Linked DNA regions of Homo sapiens: region 2 is linked to region 1. A link is an interaction called in ENCODE POLR2A ChIA-PET data of the cell type or tissue named here. Cell type or tissue: Panc1. All regions are shown on one strand. Region 1 overlaps HMGA2 (high mobility group AT-hook 2). Region 2 overlaps MSRB3 (methionine sulfoxide reductase B3).

Region 1 (5,000 bases):
TACCAGTGTCAAGATGGGAAGGCACATGTTCCTATCTTGACAGCAGCAGAAAGAAAAATGGCAGCAGAAGGAAAACAGCAGCAGAAAGAAAAATTTGACTCAGATGGGTTGAGAGGGCAATGGCAAGCAATCTTGGTACATGTCAGCTGCATCTCAGGTAAGTGTTAGTGATTTTTTTTTTTAAAGTTGGCACTGCTGAAAAGAAGAATGACTATTCACATTAATAACTGCCTTCTTAAATTTGTAATGAAGAATGAGAAGCGGGCTAAGGTACAAGAGGTAATGTTTATTTCACTTTGAAGCTTATAGGTAGTTACATGGGTATCACAAAAAGAACAGATATAATGAATCATCTTGCCTTTTACCTGACTCTTAAGACACCTGCAACATATCCCTTGGATGTTCCGCCTTGTCACACTCATAACCGAGGGGAAAAAGAAGACAAAGGTGAATGCTCAGTTAGCCCCTAACCCTCTTGTCCTATCTGCTGTTAATGTTGCCCACAGGTCTACCAGCTGCAAGGCTATCCATGACCTCCTCCATCAAGTCCACCCAGACTCTCTGATCTAAAGCAGCCTCGCCTACTCCAATACTCTCCATTACATTAACTTGGTTCACTTTTCTTCTTTGCTCTTATAAGGCTTGAAATCATCATCTGTATTTTTTTAATAACTACGCCGTCATTTATAATCCCTCTCTAGAATGTAAGAGCCACAAGACTAGGGACCTTAAGTTTTCTCCAGTGTCTCTCCAAATATCTAGCACAGTGCCTAGCATTAGCAGAGTGGGCTAAATGTTTGCTGAGTGAGTGAACAGATGTTTCCTTAGGAGTCAGTCTCAATTTCCATTTTTTCCCCAACGTTTGTAAATCTTCTCTCTAATATAGAGGTCCACCCTCCTTAGACACAAAGGAATTATAGTTATACACTTGCTATGATTCCCAGAGTTCACAAATTCTGATGCTCCATCATTTTAGCCAGCAACTCTAGCTTGAATATTAGTGAAAAATAGATGGGGATGGCTAGGCGTGGTGGCTCATGCCTGTAATCCCAGCACATTGGGAGGCCAAGATGGGCAGATCACGAGGTCAGGAGATCGACACCATCCTGGCTAACATGATGAAACCCCGTTTCTACTAAAAATACCAAAAAAAAAAAAATTAGCCGGGCGTGGTGGCAGGTGCCTGTAGTCCCAGCTACTCGGGAGGCTGAGGCAGGAGAATGGTGTGAACCTGGGAGACGGAGTTTGCAGTGAGCCGAGATTGAGCCACTGCACTCCAGCCTGGGTGACAGAGCGAGACTCTGTCTCAAAAAAAAAAAAAAAAAAAGAAAAATAGATGGAGATACAGACGCTTAGAATGTATGCCTTCCCATCTTGACACTGGAGAAATGGAGAAATGTTATTCTAGCACATTCTGAATTGCATTCCAGTTCAAATTTGAAAACCTTAAAAAGCCTGAAGACTAACTTAAGTTTCAATTTAATACAATTATTTTAAAACAACAGCTATAATATTTTTACTGTACATATGTTCAATTATTACTAAGTACTTTCATTTCTATCTGTAAAAGTATAGTATAAAAAGTTCACCCTCATGAAATCAGACAAAAATACAATTGACCCTTCAACAATGCAGGGGTTGGGGCACTGACTCCCTGTGAAGTCAGAAATCCAACAAAAATCCACGCAAAACTTTTGACTCCACAAAACTTAACTGCTAATAGCCTACTGTTGACTGCAAGCCTTACTGATAACACAGTCGATTAACACATATTTTGTATGTGATATTATTATATACTGCATCCTTACAAACTACATGTAAACTACAAAAAAATAAGACAAGCAAGAGAGAAAATTTGTTCACTACTCATTAAGTAGAAATGGATCATCATAAAGGTTTTCATCTTTACTGTCTTCATGTTGAGGAGGCTGAGGATGAGGAGGGGTTGGTCTTGCTGTTTCAGGGGTAACAGAGGCAGAAGAGGGAGAAGAGGTGGAAGAGGAGGCAGGAGAGGCAGAAGCACTCAGTGTAACTTTCACTGAAAGAAATCTGCATATAAGTGGACCCGTCCAGCTCAAACCTGTATTGTTCAAGGGTCAAGTGTGCACTAATATGAAAAAGAGCTGAAGTGAAAAAATGGATCAAAATATTTCTAATCATAGTTAAATAATCTAAAAAATGTAGGCCACTGACAATTTTATGCTTCTGTTCAATGGCACTGCACATACAATCCAGAAGAAAAGCTACTATGTGTGTTAAATGGAAACACTATAAAATCATTTGTAGTGTGTCCTAAGAAAAGAGGAGTATATGAACATTACAATAGTAATGTTAATGAATTTAAACCTTTTTTTCCTAGTATGTTAAATATTTCCCTGTATTACAAAAATTGTGAGCATTCATAGCAAAGCTGGTGTTCTCTGCCAAATGCAAGGTGAATGTGTGCTATCTACAAAATAGTCAACAGTGGAGTGAGTAACATAACAGGGGATTTCAAGGAGATGGAAGACAACACTATTATTTTCCTAATGCTCATAATTCTGTTTCTGGCTATGTAATTTTGTCTTTATAACACTACTCAATTAAATTTATATTTGGGCCAAAAAATTATCATCTTGGCTGCCATGTAGCACTCTTCAAATCTCTTAAAATCACTTGCTTAAGTTTGCTTTTTCTGAAAAGCACTTACCCACCTCTCTGGGGTGTTTTTTTTATGAATTAGGAATCCTGGAGCCCTCAGAGTCTAAGCATGGTTGGCAGGTTGGAAGCAAATAAGCACGATGGAAATGGGCCCTACTTAGTTACTATGGATACCTCAGATATAAAGGATCCCTATTTGTAGTGCTCATCAACAACTACTAGCACAAAATCCCTCATGCTGCTTGGACCTAAATAAGGTCATAAATGTTTACTGCACATACATAATATTCATGGAACCCTTCTAAGATTGCAGAGCCACAGTGCGGGAAATGATATTTCTTTCCTTTGGTGGATTTTCATATCCCATTTTCCATCTGGAGAAATGAAGATATTGTTTTGCAATTACCTTTACAGAACAGAGCATTTTTGCTGGACTACTAAAATCGCTTAGCCAAAGTTGGGCATAAATGCAATTCCTGTGCCAAGCCAAATTACCTGGAAACATCACACCCTTCAAAAGGTTTGAATACTTCATGTTTTGGGGTGAGGGTTGCGACTTCTGTAGTCTAAAGACAACATTCCCTAGTCAGTGAGACTGAGCTGGGCACAGGATTTGGTATTCCTAACCTCCAAGATCCTGTCCATGGGAAAACCATTCAGGACTTTTCTTGTGAATGAATCCCAAATTACAATTTAGTTTCTCATCATCTGGTCCATGCAAAGGATATTGTTGTGATTTTTTTTTCTTTGAAATCTAATGATCCTTGAAAACAAGGCAGTCAGTGTAAACACACCAGGGACACTGTACTCCTCTTTACAGATGTTCACCTCATACTGCAGAAAGGAAGGTGCAGTCAATTTCGGGAACCAGGACTTGCACTTGTGCCCTGTTTTGGCTTAACAGTTTTAGTTTGAGGCCAAGGCAGTCAGTTTAAACACACCCGGGACATTGCATTCTTCTTTACAGATGTTCACCTTGTACTGCAGAAAGGAAGGTACAGCCAACTTCTGGAGCCAGGACTTGCACTTGTGCCCTATTTTGGCTTAACAGTTTTAGTAAACCAACAGAAATGCTCCATTCTGTAAAGCTAATTGCACAACAAAACCTTAACTTTTCCAGAGGCAAAATGGGGTGTCACTAGATATGAGTTAATGATCTGGCCCCAAAAGAATTCTAGTTTCATTCCCCAGCTCTACTTAAGTGCTGATAGTGTCGTCAGGATTTAGGGTTCACTGCTGTTGTTGATTATCCCAGTGGTAAGCTCAGTCTAGTGACCTAATAGATATGAAACAGCCATGCCAATTACCATGAGCTGAGCATGGGTGGGTAGAGCAAGGGAAGCATGCGTAAGTTCGTGTGGACGGTGGGACAGCTGGAGAAGGATGTGGTAAAGACCACTGGTCCACATACTGCCGTTGGCAGTTGACAACCTATATTATCTCCTTTGTGTGCAGTGGTCCCCATATTCCCTTTCTTCTCCACTTTCTATATCACATTTCATTTTCCACATTCTCTTGGGATCTTTATCCACAGCCATGGCTTCAGCTACTGTGACCCATGGCTCCATCAGCTCAGCTCCCTCTCCTAAACTTCACACACACTAAGTACATGAGTGTTTCATCTCTATCTTGAATTCTAAATCCACTCTTCCTCTTCTTGAGTTGCATGGTCATCCACCAAGTGACACATACTTCTAGTCCAGGTCTAATCCTTGATGCTTAACACTTTTTTAATTTTTGTAGTATAAGAGATTTCTAACAACTGGCTTTCATTTTGTACACCCAAGTAGATTAATTGTTCTAAAGTAGTATTTTAAATGCACTTTCAAAAATATTTAGTTTTTCCTCAATTACTGTGTAATATAAAAATGTAGAACTACCTAAGACATTTAGGCTTATTTGCAGAAAATTGATAATACTATAATAAAAGCAAACTGTAGTAGTGGTGGTGGTACTGATTGTGGGACACAGAGACAGACAGAATCCCATTTTCTGTTGTTTGAAGTTATGGAATGTGTGTGTGTGTGTGTGTGTGTGTGTGTGTATGGTGCATTTTGGTAAATTTGTTATAACATCTGAAAAAAGGTAAGTATATCCAATGCTTATTCTTTTGTTAACTCTCTTAAAACAGTATGACTCTCTGAAGTCATACTGTTCACTTAGAAACATGTTGCACAGCCAGGCGTGGTGGCTCACACCTGTAATCCCAGCACTTTGGGAGGCCGAGGCGGGTGGATCACCTGAGGTCAGAAGACTAAGACCAGCCTGATCAACATGGTGAAACCCCGTCTCTACTAAATAAACGAAAATTAGCCGGGCGTGGTGGTGGGCGCCTGTAATCCCAGATACTCAGGAGGCTG
Region 2 (5,000 bases), 580 kb after region 1:
CCTCATGAACTCCCTTGGTTATTTCATACTGAAAAGGAGTTCTGATTAGCAATTATATATGTCTGATTTTAAAATATTCATTACTTAACAGATGCAACTTACTTGAAAAAGTCAAAGCTCAGGAAGATTAAGTGATTCATCTAAGGTCATATCAATATTTTTCAAAAGAGGAGGGCATTGTCCAAATATGAAGAAACTAGTCCGAACACACAAAGGAAATCAAGGGAATCAATTCCAAACCACAGACCAAAAGTAAAAAACTGAAATATTTTAGAAGGATAACAAATAAGGCATACTTTTCCCCCCAGTTAGGAAAAAGAAAAGCAATAGTGAATCCCAGAGAATTTTTAAAAGACCTGTAGAACAAAATCATGGAAAATTACATTGTGTCATGGCTTTGAGCAACCGGTGTCGTACAGTAGAACCCATTTGAACATCACACTAGGGCCATTCTCTTTTGAATGTCATAGAAATGTTTAAATATCTTAAAAAGTTAAATGGGAAAAGGCATAATTAAAAGAAAAGACTACATAGGAGTCAAAGTAGTGGAATGATTACAAACACAGACTCTGGAGTCAGACTGCCAGATTAAATCACAGTCATACAAATTACTGAACACTCTTGCCTCAGTCCTTAATCTTAATATATGATTTATCATGATGATATTGTACTTCCTTGATAAAACTGTAATAAATAAATATTTAGAATAGTGCCTGACACATAGCACATATCTGTAAGTGGTTGGTATTATTATCACTATTATCATCACTATTATTATTAAATATATAGATAATGAAGCTTGAAAGTAATAGGAGAAAATACAGATTTGACTCCATAGGAAAACACAAGAATCCTAATGGATAAATGTCCAAGGAGCATAAATAAATTAAAAAGTAGAAAAACATATGGATAATAAATGCTAAGTTTTAGAAAGATGAGTTATATACACCAATATAGATAACATAAACATAATTTTGTGGGGGATAAAGAAAACATGGTACACATACATCATGGAATACTACATAGCTATAAAAAATGTGATCATGGCCTTTGAAGCAACATGAATGGAACTGGAGACCATAATCCTAAACAAATTAATGCAGGAAAAGAAAACCAGATGCCACATGTTCTAAGTGGGAGCTAAACATCTAGTACACATGGATATAAAGAAAGGAACAATCGACACTGGGGCCTATTTGAGGGTGGAAGATGGGTGAGGATTGAAAAATTACCTATACCATACTGATTACCTGGGTGACAAAATTATCTGTACACCAAACTCCCATGACATGTACTTTACCCATGTAACAAACCTGCACATGTATCCCTTGCACCTAAAATACAATTTAAAAAGATAAAAAATGCAGGTCACAGAGGATACACAGCAGATGATAACTTTTATTTATTTATTTATTTTTAGATAGAATCTCACTCTGTCACCCAGGCTGGAGTGCAATGGCACAATCTTGGCTCACTGCAACCTCTGCCTCCCGGTTCAAGCAATTCTCCTGCCTCAGCCACCTGAGTAGCTGGGACTACAGGCACGTGCCACCATGCCGGCTAACTTTTGTATTTTTAGTAGAGACAGGGTTTTGCCTTGTTAGCCAGGCTAGCCTCGAACTCCTGACCTCAGGTGATCCGCCCACCTCAGCCTCCCAAAGTGCTGGGAATACAGGCGTGAGCCACCACGCCCGGCCAATAACATTTATATAATGTTCTAACATATGCAAAACTGAACAATATGATATAGAGACATACATCTATGATAAAACTATAAAGAAAGCAAGGTTTATCAGTTATTTGTGTTCAATGATAATCACAAAATATAGGACTATGGGTACTTCTGAGTACAGGAAATGTGTGTCTCACAGGCATCTTTCACATTTCATTTCTGAAGCTGGATGAGGGTACCCAGATTTTTTTAAAATATTCTTTATACCTTATATAGACACTATATATTCTTTTTTGTGTATAAAATATTCTCTCATAAAAAGGACAAATCTTATAAGTGAATTTTACAGGCAAGAGAAGATACTTTTTAAAATCATCAAATTAGCCAAGTTTTTTTCTTTAAAACTCACAGTGAAGTTTTTTTTAAAAATAAGACCAGATTAACCAACCTTAAGAGTTAAATATATTTAATAGGGTAATCAGAGGCAAATTCCAATGGTAATATATCCTGCTAAATGAGGACTTTTCTCATCTGAAATCTATTGTCAAGCATAAATAAGCAATTCCCAGCTGTACATTTAGAAAGACATAATTTCTAGTCCTTAATACCATTACTTCAGATGGGATATTTAATATGATGCTTCTGATACATTGTAATCTATTCTTTAAATACTAAATCTTTAAAAGGGTTATGTAACTTTGCCAGTAGCTCAAATTACTGGGCACACTAGGCTACGAAGTTCAAACATAAGATCTTAGATGCAGTGTAACACTTATAGTGAATCGCACAAGATAGTCAACTTGAACAAAATATTTTTTAAAAAGACATAATTTTGCATACTGTATTAACTATATTTTTCCATTAAAAATTACAGAAAGTTGGAGACTTTAAAATAATCCTTAAATTACAGAATCTTTTTTTTTTTTTTTTGCGGGGGGGACGGGGTCTCGCTCTCTTGCCAGGCTGGAGTGCTGTGGCATGATCTTGGCTCACTGGAACCTCCGCCTCCCGGGTTCAAGTGATTCTCCTGCCTCAGCCTCCTGAGTAGCTGGGACTACAGGCACACACCACCACGCCCAGCTAATTTTGGTATTTTTAGTAGAGATGGGGTTTCACCATGCTGGTCAGGATGGTCTCAATCTCTTGACCTCGTGATCCGCCCGACTCAGCCTCCCAAAGTGCTGAGATTACAGGCAAGAGCCACCATGCCCAGCCTACAGAATCTTAAAGCAACACCAGGTATTACCCAGTCCAATTCATTCATTTTGCAGATATGAAAACTGAGGCACAAGAAGCTTAAACGACTCAGGCAAAAACAAGACTAGAAAAACCTAGTTTTCCAATTCACTGTCAAATGTTCTTTTCATAATACTACACTGACTCCCCTGCAACACAAACACATACACAAGGATGCAAATATGTAAATGAGCCTATAATTTTTCAAGTGGCTCTGCACGCAGGTAAACATGCTCTGCCCTCAACCCTCCTCTTCCTGGCCCCCTAAGGCGATCTGACTAGAAGGCATATTCACACCCCACAAAATCAGAAACAAGGGGGACTACAGTGCACTTTTTCCTTTTTGCTCTCAATTACTGTGAGACCAGAGTTGCAAAACAACTTGTGGCTTTTCACCCATTTCCCTATCTAATCTGGACTGTTACAGGAAGATATGACCTTACCTTTCCTTAGCTACACACCACTAATCTAAGATAAAATAAGTATTCACCTATAATAGGCCCTATAGTTCTCTCTCAACCCCAACCAAACTCAGGTTCTCTGACAATCAAACACAATAAAAACAAAAGAAATGTACTGGGCGTGGAGGCTCATGCCTATAATCCCAGCACTTTGAGAGGCCAAGGTGGGAGGACTGCTTAAGTCCAGGAGTTCAAGACCTACCTGGGAAACATAGGGAGACCCTATCTCTACATAAATTTTTTTTAAAAAATTAGCCATGCATGATGACACAAGCCTGTAGTCCTAGCTACTCAGGAGGCTGAGGTGGGAGGATCACTTGAGCCCAGGAGGTCAAGGCTACAGTGTGCAGTGTGCTATGATCCTGCCATGGCACTCCAGCCTGGGCGGCAGCCAAAAAAAAAAAAAAAAGAGAAATGAAAGAACAAACATAAAATTTAGGGCTATCTAATTTATACAAAGACTGTCCTGAGTTGTTTTTCGGTTTTTGGTTTTGCTTTTTTTTTTTTTTTTTTTTTTTTTGAGAAAGGGTCTCGCTCTGTCACCCAGAATGGAGTACAGTGGTGCAATCATAGCTCACTGTAGCCTCGAACTCCTGGGCTCAAGCGATTCTCCCACCTCAGCCTCCAGAGGAGGTGGGACCACAGGTGCATGCCAGCACACCTTGCTAATTTCTTTTTTTAATTTTTAGTAGAGGCTAGGTCTTCCTATGTTGCTCAGGCTGGTCTCGACCTCCTGGCCTCAAGTGATCCTCCTTCCTTGCCTCCCAAAGTGGTGGGATTACAGGCATGAACTACTGTGCCTTGCCTGAGTGTTTTTTTTTTTTTAATAGATTCTACCATGTAGCACAGGCTTATTTTCAATAATGCCTTAAGTCTTACATATGTACTGAAAGATGTTTTTGTCTTTAAATAAAATAAGTGACCCAAGAAACCATAAGGATTTGTTATGTAATTTATAGTAACAGAAGACATGTCACGGCTATAACAGAGACCTGTAGGTGTATACTCACATGCAAATCAACTAAATTTCACTTTAAAATAGCACTGTAGTCCCAACAACAATGCTCATATACCTAAAAATATAATTTTTAAAAAGTATTTATTTATTGTATCTGACTTCTAATCCATGAGACTATTTAAAAGTCCAGTCTTAGTATAAAGTACATTGTCTGGCATAACATATATAAATTTTATTGTAAGAGGATTCTGAGAAGGTGTTTCCCTGTCATTCCAAAATTTCCGCTATGGCTCAAATTTTCAAATAGAAGTTTTCCCCCATACCCCACATTCTAAAGTAAGAGGACAATGAGATACTCAAAGTTGAGACCAGAACTTCCTGAGAGTATCCATAAAGCAAGAAATCAAGTGTCCATAGACTCTATAAGTCATAATTTCCACATGTATACTTTCCAAATATATGAGAATTTTTTTTACATTTACAAGAACTTATTTCAAAGTTTTATAGTAGCTTTTGCTGTTACGTATTTTCTCAGTCAACAGATACTAAAAACATAGTTACTACTACATGAAAGGGTCTCCATTATTTTTAAAGAGTTGGAAATTACTCAATACTATATACTGTATGTAAATGTGTCACTTTAGACAAATGTTATGAATAATATACTATTTTT

What was found. Peaks named below come from ENCODE experiments on the same cell type or tissue, not always from the same donor. Only the 100,000 strongest peaks of a DNase experiment are listed, where the experiment ranks them.
Region 2: POLR2A ChIA-PET joins it to region 1 with 20 read pairs; 2 of 35 experiments call an interaction of 5 or more read pairs at or near these places.

What each region holds. Positions count from the first base shown.
Region 1 is chr12:65,861,961-65,866,960 of GRCh38, reverse strand. The region is part of intron 3 of HMGA2 (high mobility group AT-hook 2); the gene reads right to left. HMGA2-AS1 (HMGA2 antisense RNA 1) reads left to right here. Exons shown (of 3, transcript NR_158985.1): 2 at 7-157. Among named protein-coding and RNA genes, the nearest start is that of HMGA2-AS1, 18 kb to the left of the region's middle. In Panc1, no CTCF peak of the experiment used is centred here; no DNase peak of the experiment used is centred here; H3K27ac peaks cover 2,268 bases.
Region 2 is chr12:65,285,910-65,290,909 of GRCh38, reverse strand. The region is part of intron 1 of MSRB3 (methionine sulfoxide reductase B3); the gene reads right to left. Among named protein-coding and RNA genes, the nearest start is that of MSRB3, 9.7 kb to the right of the region's middle. In Panc1, no CTCF peak of the experiment used is centred here; no DNase peak of the experiment used is centred here.